Linked DNA regions of Homo sapiens: region 2 is linked to region 1. Evidence: read pairs that join two places in POLR2A ChIA-PET (ENCODE). Cell type or tissue: endothelial cell of umbilical vein. All regions are shown on one strand.

Evidence for each region. ChIA-PET counts read pairs that join two places held together with the same protein. Peaks named below come from ENCODE experiments on the same cell type or tissue, not always from the same donor. Only the 100,000 strongest peaks of a DNase experiment are listed, where the experiment ranks them.
Region 2: POLR2A ChIA-PET joins it to region 1 with 5 read pairs; 7 of 35 experiments call an interaction of 5 or more read pairs at or near these places.

What each region holds. Positions count from the first base shown.
Region 1 is chr4:86,945,462-86,950,461 of GRCh38, reverse strand. It overlaps AFF1 (ALF transcription elongation factor 1), which reads right to left. Exons shown (of 21, transcript NM_001166693.3): 2 at 1,891-1,964. The coding sequence starts at 1,928. It also overlaps the pseudogene TECRP1. Among named protein-coding and RNA genes, the nearest start is that of AFF1, 13 kb to the right of the region's middle. In endothelial cell of umbilical vein, no CTCF peak of the experiment used is centred here; a DNase peak (open chromatin) is centred at 2,811.
Region 2 is chr4:87,202,886-87,207,885 of GRCh38, reverse strand. The region is part of intron 1 of KLHL8 (kelch like family member 8); the gene reads left to right. It also overlaps the pseudogene GAPDHP60. Among named protein-coding and RNA genes, the nearest start is that of KLHL8, 15 kb to the left of the region's middle. In endothelial cell of umbilical vein, no CTCF peak of the experiment used is centred here; no DNase peak of the experiment used is centred here.

The DNA of each region.
Region 1 (5,000 bases):
ACAGCGGCTCACGCCTGTAATCCCAGCACTTTGGGAGGCCAAGGCAGGTGGATCACCTGAGGTTAGGAATTCGGGGCCAGCCTGCCAACATGGTGAAACCCCGTCTCTACCAAAAATTAGCCAGGTGTCGGGGCATGCGCCTGTAGTCCCAGCTAATTGGGAGGCTGAGGCAGGGGAATCCCTTGAACCCGGGAGGCAGAGGTTGCAGTGAGCCAAGATCATGGCACTGCACTCCAGCCGGGGCAACAATAGCGAAACTTTGTCTTAAAAAAATAATAATACCTCGGGATGAGACATGGGCAGCATCTGCCTTGTCCGGTGCTGGCCCAAGTCCCATCCCTGCCCTGCTCCCTTTCAGAACTGCACCTACTACTGGGGCTTCGCCGCGTGGATGGCCTATTACATCAATCACCCTCTCTACACTCCCCCTACCTACGGAGCTCAGCAGGTGAAACTGGCGCTCGCCATCTTTGTGATCTGCCAGCTCGGCAACTTCTCCATCCACATGGCCCTGCGGGACCTGCGGCCCGCTGGGTCCAAGACGCGGAAGATCCCATACCCCACCAAGAACCCCTTCACGTGGCTCTTCCTGCTGGTGTCCTGCCCCAACTACACCTACGAGGTGGGGTCCTGGATCGGTTTCGCCATCATGACGCAGTGTCTCCCAGTGGCCCTGTTCTCCCTGGTGGGCTTCACCCAGATGACCATCTGGGCCAAGGGCAAGCACCGCAGCTACCTGAAGGAGTTCCGGGACTACCCGCCCCTGCGCATGCCCATCATCCCCTTCCTGCTCTGAGCGCTCACCCCTGCTGAGGCTCAGCCCCTCAACCCGGTGGCATTCTGGGGGAGGAGTGGGGCCCACAGCTCTCCAGCACCCGGAATAAAGCCCGCCTGCCCCAGTCGGGAAAAAAAAAAAAAAAAAAATAATAATAATAATAATTAATAAATAGAAATTATGATAAAAGTAACAATAAAAACAACTCTGCAATTGCTAGAATGTTACTACAAGGGGTAGTAGTAACATTTAAAAACATTTAATACGTTTTTGGAGTAGCGCAGAGGCTCACGCCTGTAATTCCAGCACTTTGGGAGGCCGAGGCAGGGGGATCACCTGAGGTCAGGGGTTAGAGACCAGCGTGGTCAACATGGTGAATCCCAGATACTTGGGAGGCTGAGGCAGAATTGCTTGAACCTGGGAGGTGGAGGCTGCAGTGAACTGAGGTCACACCACTGCACTCCAGCCTGGGCAACAGACTGAGACTCCATCTCAAAAAAAAAAAATATATATATATATATATTTTTGAATAGCTAATACTTTAAATAAAAACTAATCAGTGATAACAATTCTTTCCGAATGTCAAATGAGTTATTATGTAAAACTGCTTCAAAATGTTAATATGATCCCCTCAATCAACACTGATCAATTACTATATGCAAGAAGGCACTAAATTGTGTGTGCAGAGTTGGAGGGAGAGATGTGAAAGGGGCAAAATACAAATATGAAGGAATTCCCTCCTTCACAGCTTTCAGGATGAGATGGATTTGTTTATTTATTTCAAGCACAGGCTGAACATGTGTATGCTTTCCCCAAATCAGTGCAATCTTGTTATCCTGAACACAGCATTAGAATGCTGATTTAATCATTTAAATTAACATCCACATTTTTAAAAAAAATGAGTTAACAGACTCAGCGATTGCTAGATTTAAAAGAAAATATGTAGCCAGTCCAACAAGTTTGACTTCATGTAGAGAAAACTGAAAATTTCAAACATTTTCTTGCACCCGTGAGTTCTTAAGTTGCAAAATTGAAAAAGACCAAACTTATTCATTGAAAAGTAGATTATAAAATTAAATATCAGCATGTCTTTGAATCATAGATTCTATGCTTACCTGTTGCCACTGCTGTTGACTCTTTCTGTAAATGCCATTGTTTCCAGTCAATGCAAAGTGGCTAGTCTGTTCATCTGAAAGAGAAACAAAGAGTAGCCTGTGAACATTAGCCTGTGAGTAAATTCAGGGATACGCATGACCTGTAAGAAGCTTTATTGGAGACAGAATTCCAAGTTCTCATTTGAATTAGAAAATGGTTCTCCAATTCCCAAGTTGTATGAACAAACTATCTAGTATATATCAAAGGCCAATTGCACTTTTAACTGTGAGGCTGCTTCTCAAAGCCATTTCAGCAAGAAAACAATGTGCACAAGTTTACCATAAGGAGGAGGGGGAGGAGAAAAGGAAATACCATTCCCCTGGTGCCTACTTTGTGCCAAGCATTGTGTTAAATATAAATAAGCCCTTTTAAAAATGGCATTTCATTAATACATTACAATAAAGTTGCAAGGCAGATACTAATATCCCATTTTATAGTTAAGAAAATGGAGACTCAAACACACACAAAAAAAAACAACCAAGAAATGTAGACTTAGTTTTAAGTAATTTGCCTAAGGTCACAGGTTGTGTCAGCATCCTCACTAGAATTAAAAGGAAGAAAAGGTAAGAGTGTCAACTATGCAAGAGAAAGGAAATCAACAGGTCATTCTCACATAAGAATGCAACACTTAAGAAAAGTGGGTCCCAGTGACAATCAATCTTAAGATTTTACTTCCACTCATTAAAGGTACTTAATCAAAACAAAAAAAAAACAAACAAAAACCGAAATAAAACAACTATTGGGCATTCTTTCAAAACAAGACTGAATTTGGGGGAAAAATTATTATCCAATCTGGGCAGATAGTCTTGGTACTATCTTGGGTAACTCTGGAAACAACCTCTCTTTATGGTTAACACTGTCTACAGCTGTTTCCTTTTCCCTCTCTAGTGAGTATTTATAAATTGACTACACTTATCCTAACTTGCATTAAATAGTTTGTTTTACTTTTCAAACATCCTTAAGGCAAAGAAAGGTATGTTACTAAATTATCTTAGTACAGACTGGACAAACCATTTGATACAAATGGAAACACACATTAAATTTGTAATCATTTTAACTTGCCTCTGTTTAAGAGGCTGTTACAACTTTGGCTGAGGTTGAAACACTGAATATAGTCCTTCACAGCTCTATTCTTACTCCCGATAAGGTCTTTTATCTCCCTCTCCATGAAATTTAAATTGCTGACTTGCTAACTACATGTTTCCATACTAGCAGACATAATTTGCCACTCTTTCTCCTCTCTCAAAAGATTGCAGCATGGATGTTAAAATATTCTAGTTAAACTCACACTAGCAGAGATCTACTTTTCAGGGTCAAACATGTGTCACTCTTCTGACCAGCAATAGTGGCCCCCTAGGCAAGTTTTCTCAATTCTCCAACTCAATCCCCACTAGTCTCCCTTCCCTTCCCTCACCACTTACTATCGCTCACTTTCTCCTTTTTCTCTTTCTCTGCATCGCTAGCTCTACCCCTGCCTTTGCTGCTCACACTTTCTCTCTCTTGACTTGCAGGGCTGGCACACAGTAAGTGATCAATAAAACACTATTGTATTCCTGTTGGCATTATTCTTCATAACACTTCTGTAGAGGCATCTGAAGAGTCCCTGATGGCAGTTCCCCACATTACCCTCCCAGTGAAGATGCTCAACCTGCTTGCAACCCAATAGCACCCACCCCTAGGGCTCTTTGGTGGAGAGTGATAACAGGAGAAAAGGAGACAGGTTGGGCTGTTGGGTGGCTATCAATCTGAGAGGGGTCCTGAGTTCACTTGTTTGTTGACTGACTGACAGAACCAACAAATGTATCCTGAGCATCTGCTGTAAGCCAGGTACTAAGAATAAAGAGAGTGGGCCGGGTGTGCACCTGTAATCCCAGCACTTTGGGAGGCCAGGGTTGGCTGAATGCTTGAGCTCAGGAGTTCAAGACCAGCCTGGGCAACATGACAAGACCCGTCTCTGCTAAATATAAAAATAAATAGCCAGGTGTGGAGGTGCATGCCTGTGTTCCCAGCTACTCTACTTAAGAGGCTGAGGTGGGAGGACTGCTTGAGTAGGGATGCAGGTGGGGGTGGGTGGGGGGTGGGGGTGATGTAGGTTGCAGTGAGCTGAAATTGCACCACTGCCCTCCAGCCTGGGTAACACAGCAAGGCCCTGCCTCAAAAAACATAAAAAATATAGTGAAGAAAAGACTCTTGCTACCATTGAGCTTACATACTACAGAAGGTAAGCAAAGACACATTCAGTAAAATATATAGATGTTAGAAAAGCAAAATGGGAGTGCAGAGAGGAATCAAGGTAGGGTATTGCGGTTCTACGTAGGGTGGTCAGAGAACACAACATTTGAGCAAAGACTTAAAGTGAGGAGCAAGCCATAGAGATCTGTAGTGGAAAAGGGTCCTCGGGACTGATAAGTAGAAAACTGAAGGAGTGAGCAACCCCCCAGGTCTCACCGCTCAGGAGCACTACAGATACATCATAATGAGATGCCTTAAAACATCAAAAAGAACCACATGGGTTAATCTAAGCAAGATCTAAATAAAATGTACAATGTGAGCCAATTTTTTGTTTAATGCTTTAAGTTTATGCATACACACAAAGTTTGGAATAGCATATACCAAACTGTTAATAGTAGCTTTCTGGAAAGGGAAGAGCTTTGGTGAAGAGGCCAGAGCAGGAGATTTAAAAGGGCATTTTCACCTTTTATTCTGTTATGCTATCAATCTTTCAATATAATCCTCCATGGGCCAAGCATGGTGGCTCATGCCTGTAATCCCAACACTTTGGGAGGCCAAGGTAGAAGGACTGCTTAAGTTCAAGATCAGCCCTGGAAACACAGTGACACCTTGTCTCTACAAAAATAGAAAAATTAGCTGGGCATGGTGGCACATGCCTGTAGTCCTAGCTACTGAGGAGGCTGAGGCAGGAGGATTGGTTGAGCCCAGGAAGGAGGAAGCTGCAGTGAACTGTGATCTGTGCCACTGCACTGCAGCCTGGGTAACAGAGACCCTGTCTAAAAAAAAAAAAAAAAAAAAAAAATTGGGAAAGGCTGGGCAAGGTGGCACATGTCTGTGG
Region 2 (5,000 bases), 260 kb before region 1:
CTCCGATGTCTGCTTCACCACCTTCTTGATGTCATCATATTTGGCAGGTTTTTCCAGATGGCAGGTCAGGTTAATGACCGACACCTTGGCAGTGGTGACACAGAAGGCCATGCCAGTGAGCTTCCCATTCAGCTCAGAGAGGGCCTTTCCCACAGCCTTGGCAGCACCAGTAGAGGCAGGGATGATGTTCTGGAGAGCCCTGCAGCTGTCACGCCACAGTTTCCCAGAGGGGCCATCCACAGTCTTCTGGGTGGCAGTGATGGCATGGACTGTAGTCATGAGTCCTTCCACGATACCAAAGTTGTCATGGATGACATTGGCCAGGGGCGCTAAGCAGTTGGTGGTGCAGAAGGCATTGCTGATGATCTTGAGGCTGTTGTCATACTTCTCATGGTTCATGCCCATCACTAACATGGGGGCGTCAACAAAGTGGGGAGAGATGATGACCCTTTTGGCTCCTTCCTGCAAGTGAGCTCCAGCCTTCTCCATGGGGGTGAAAACACCAGTGGACTCCACAACGTACTCAGCGTCAGCATTGCCCCATTTGATTTTGGAGGGATCTCGCTCCTGGAAGATGGTAATGGGATTTCCACTGATGACAAGCTTCCCATTCTCAGCCTTTACGGTGCATGGAATTTGCCATAGGTAAAATCCTACTGGAACATGTAGACCATGTAGTTGAGGTCAATGAAGCGGTCATTGATGGCGACAATATCCACTTTTCCAGAGTTAAAAGCAACCCTGGTGACCAGGCATCCAATACGACCAAATCCGTTGACTCCGGCCATCACCTTCACTACCTCAGCGATGCAGCTGGCAATGCATGAGAAGATGCAGCTGTGTGTCAAATGGGAGGAGCAGAGAGCCAAGTTGACCCAGTTTTTTTCATTGGGGGAAAAAACCCAACCCATAGAGATCGTGTTAATTCAGTCACTCATGACTCCGGCTCATTGTCGGCAAATACATAGATATTGTTAAGACACAGTCTTCAAAAAAGAGTAGACTGTGTTAAGCAGGCAAGTCTAAAATACAAAAGAAAAAAAGTGAACGAGTTGGAGAAATACAGCGTACTATGGGGGTTCACAAGAAAGATCACATCCCATTGGGAGAATTAGGAAATAATTCATAAAAAGGAATTATTTAAGTTGGGCCTTGACATCATTCCCTCACAAGGAATAGCTTGAGCATTTGCAAATACATTTGAGGAAAACTGAATAATTAAATCTGTGATATAGTAGAAAAAGAATGGACTTAATCACAGCTGGATTGAAACCCCATCTCCCACCATTTCTACAGAACTGTGTGGCCTTGGGCAAGTCAGGGATGTTAGAACCATCCATAAGGTGATGCTTAAACAAGAGTATATTTAAGATTACTGGCAAAATAGGTGGTGCACAGTGGTTTAATAAGTAGTTTTTCCATCTTCTTTCCCCCTTTCCCTACTTTATGTAAAAAATGAATGGAGAAAAAGACTGGAAGGTAGACTAGAGCCAGAGCAATGAGGACCTTGAATGCCAGGATAAGCTGAGCTACATACATTAAGCAGTTTGGAAAGGACAGTTTGAGTTAGATAAATCCAGCAGCATCTAATCCTTGAGAGATGTTTATTGATGGCAAGGAGGAATGTGGTGATTGGTTAGGGGAAGTCACTACAATCCAGGTTAGTATGTGGATCTGAACTGGAGTACAATGAGAGAGAATAGAGTTCAATGACAATAGGAAGAAAGGGATGGATGAACAGAGATTTTTCCAAGTAGAATCCAGGAGAATTGAAGTGGATAGGTTGTGAAAGTTGAGAGGAGTCAAATATGGCTCATGTTTTGAAGTAGGGTAACTGAAAAAATGGTGTTGCTACTTGTAAAAGTAGGGGAATCTAAAAGTATAGTGAGGGAGAAGATAAGGACCTTGGTTTTTCATATATTTTGTTCTGTAATTATATTTCACTTCTAAAGTGCTTTGAACTGTAGTGTGGTAGTTAATAGCACAGGCTGGGGAGCCCTGCTGCCTAGGTTCACATCCTGGCTCCACCACTTACTTGGGCTTCACTCCATCTTGCTGTGCCTCAGTTTCTTCAGATAGTTAGGGCACAAAATATGGCATGGCAAAATAAGTGAAAGAAGACTCCTGGGTGCAGTGGCTCAGGCCTGTAGTCCCAGCATTTTGGGAGGCCTAAGTGGGCAGATCGCTTGAGTCCAGGAGTTCAAGACCAGCCTGGGCAACATGGCAAAACCCCATCTCTACAAAAAATACAAAAATTAGCCCTGTATGGTGGTGCACGCCTATAGTTCCAGCTACTTGGGCAGGGGGTGCTGAGGCGGAAGGATAAAGGGCAAAATAAAAGTAGCTACTTCATAGAGTTGTAGTGAGGACTAAATGATTTAATTTACATGCAATTAGAACGATGACGGCAGATAGTGTTTTCTATCGTGATGCTGATGTCTTCCTTTGTGTGTGTGTGTGTGTGTGTGTGTGTTTTCTTGAGTCAGAATCTTACTCTGTCACCCCGGGTGGAGTGCAGAGGCATGATCACAGCTCACTGTGGCCTCGACCTCCTGGGCTCAAGCGATCCTCCCACTTCAGCCTCCCAAGTAGCTGGGACTACAGGTGCGTGCCACCACATGTGGCTAACTTTAAAATCTGTTGTAGAGACTGGATCTTACTCTGTTGCCCAGGCTGGTCTTGAACTCCTGGGCCCAAGCGATCCTCCTAGCTTGTCCTCTCAAAGTGCTGAGATTACAGGCATGTGCCATTGTGTCTGGCCAGCCTTTATATTTTATTTTTATGGGCTGATTTATCCCTTAAGCAGTAGAGTGGCTTGTGATTATATTGCCTTGTGTCTTTTGAGTTTTATCCTGAGTATGTTGGAATGCAACAATCTTTTTTTCCATTTTATTTTTTATCATATAGCAAAATTGACATTTTTGGGGTACAAGTCCATGAATTTTAACAAATGTGTAGATTTATCTAATCATCACCCAAATCAATTTTAAATTAACACTTAAAAAAGATGCAAAATAGTTTCATCATCCCATAAAACTCTCTTTTTGCCGTCTCCTTTTAGTCATACTCTTTCCCTGCCCCTCATCCCTGTCAGCCACTGATCTGTTTTTCATCACTATGATTTTATCCTTTTGAGGATATCATATAAATGGAATCATAGAGTATGTAGTAACCTACTGAGACTGGCCTGTTTCACTCAGCAGCCATTGAGATTCATCCAGGTTGTTGCATGTACCAAGTTTGTTCCTTTTTATTGTGAGGTAGTGTTCTATTGTATGGGTGTACCCACAGTTTGTTTATCCATTGACTTGTTGAAGGTTATTTGGATTATTTTCAGTTTTTAGCAATTGCAACTAGAGCTGCTATATGTTTTCATATGCAAGTTTTTGTGTAAACACGAGCATTCATTTCTCTAGGTTAAACTGCCAGGAGTCAGATTGCTGGGTCATAGTATAAGAATATGTTTAACTGTGTAAGAAACTTCCACCTTTTTTTTTTTTTTAGAACAGTGATGCTGTTTTGCATTGCCACCAGCAGTATATGAAAATTCCAGGTGTTTCACATCCTCACCAGCACTTGGTATTGTTAGTATTGTTTATTTTAGCCATTCTAATAGATGTGTAGTGGTATTTCATTATGGTTGTGGGGTGTGTGTATGGGGATGTGGCAGGGGCTATGTTGCTTAGGCTGGAGTGTAGTGGCTATTCACAGGCATGATCGGATGATAGTGCACTACAGCTTCGAACTCTTGGGCTTAAGCAGTCATCCTATGTAGCTGAGACTACAAGCGCACACCACTGTGCCTGGTTCATTATTTTAATTTTCATTTACGTAATGGCAGTGATGTTGAACATCTTTTTGTGTGCTTATTTTCCATCCATGTGTCTTCACTGGTGAAGTGTCTTAAGTCTTTGGTCCATATTTTAATTGAGTTGTTTTTCGTTAAGTTTGAAAGTTTTATATATTTGGGATGTAAATTTTTTGTCAAATATGTGGTTTGCCAACATTTTTCTCCTGATTTGAAGCTTGTCTTTTTATTCTCTTATGGTGTCTTTCTCATAGCAAAAGGTTTTAATTTTGATGGAGTCCATTTTAGCAATTTTTTTCTTTCATATTTAACAACTAGTAGCCTGACCCCGAGTCATGAAGTTTTTCTGTGTTTTCTTCAAAAAGTTTTATTGTTTTAGGTATAGTTATATATATAACATAAAAATATATTTTATATATTATATAAAATGGATCAGAAACTATATAAAACTATAGCCAGGTGCAGTGGCTTGAAGTTCCAGACTACAGTGTGCTATGTTATGATTAATTTTTTGTGTGTTCACCTTGTTTTTTTTTTTTTTTCTTTTGTGAGACAGAGTCTTGCTCTGTCACCCAGGCTGGGGTGCAGTGGCACATTTTGGCTCACTGCAAGCTCCGCCTCCCAGGTTCACGCCATTCTCCTGCCTCAGCCTCCTGAGTAGCTGGCGCCCACCACCACACCTGGCTAAATTTTTGTATTTTTTTAGTAGAGACGGGGTTTCATCATGTTAGCCAGGATGGTCTTGATCTCCTGACCTTGTGAACCGCCCATCTCGGCCTCCCAAAGTGCTGGGATTACAGGTGTGAGCCACTGTGCTCAGCCATGTTCACCTTGTTTTTAGTGACCTTGCTAAACTTACTAGTTCTAGCTGTTCCTTGGGAATGGTTTACATAGACAATTATGTGTGCTGATAGGGACAGTTTTGTTTCTTTCCAGTCTTTGCCTTTTCTTTTTCTTGCTTTATTGCACTGGAGATAACTTTTACTTCCTATGTGGTTTTTCTTCTTTAGTATGTTGTTGTGGTGGTTTAGTATGGTTTAATATGCTGGTAATATGGTAGACTATATTTTTTTGAATATTGAAGCAGCCTTGCATAAACTCTTAGGATAAATTCTACTTGGTCGTGATCATTCTCTATATTTTGCTGGATTATATTTGCTAATATTTGTTGGGGATTTTTATGTCTGTATTC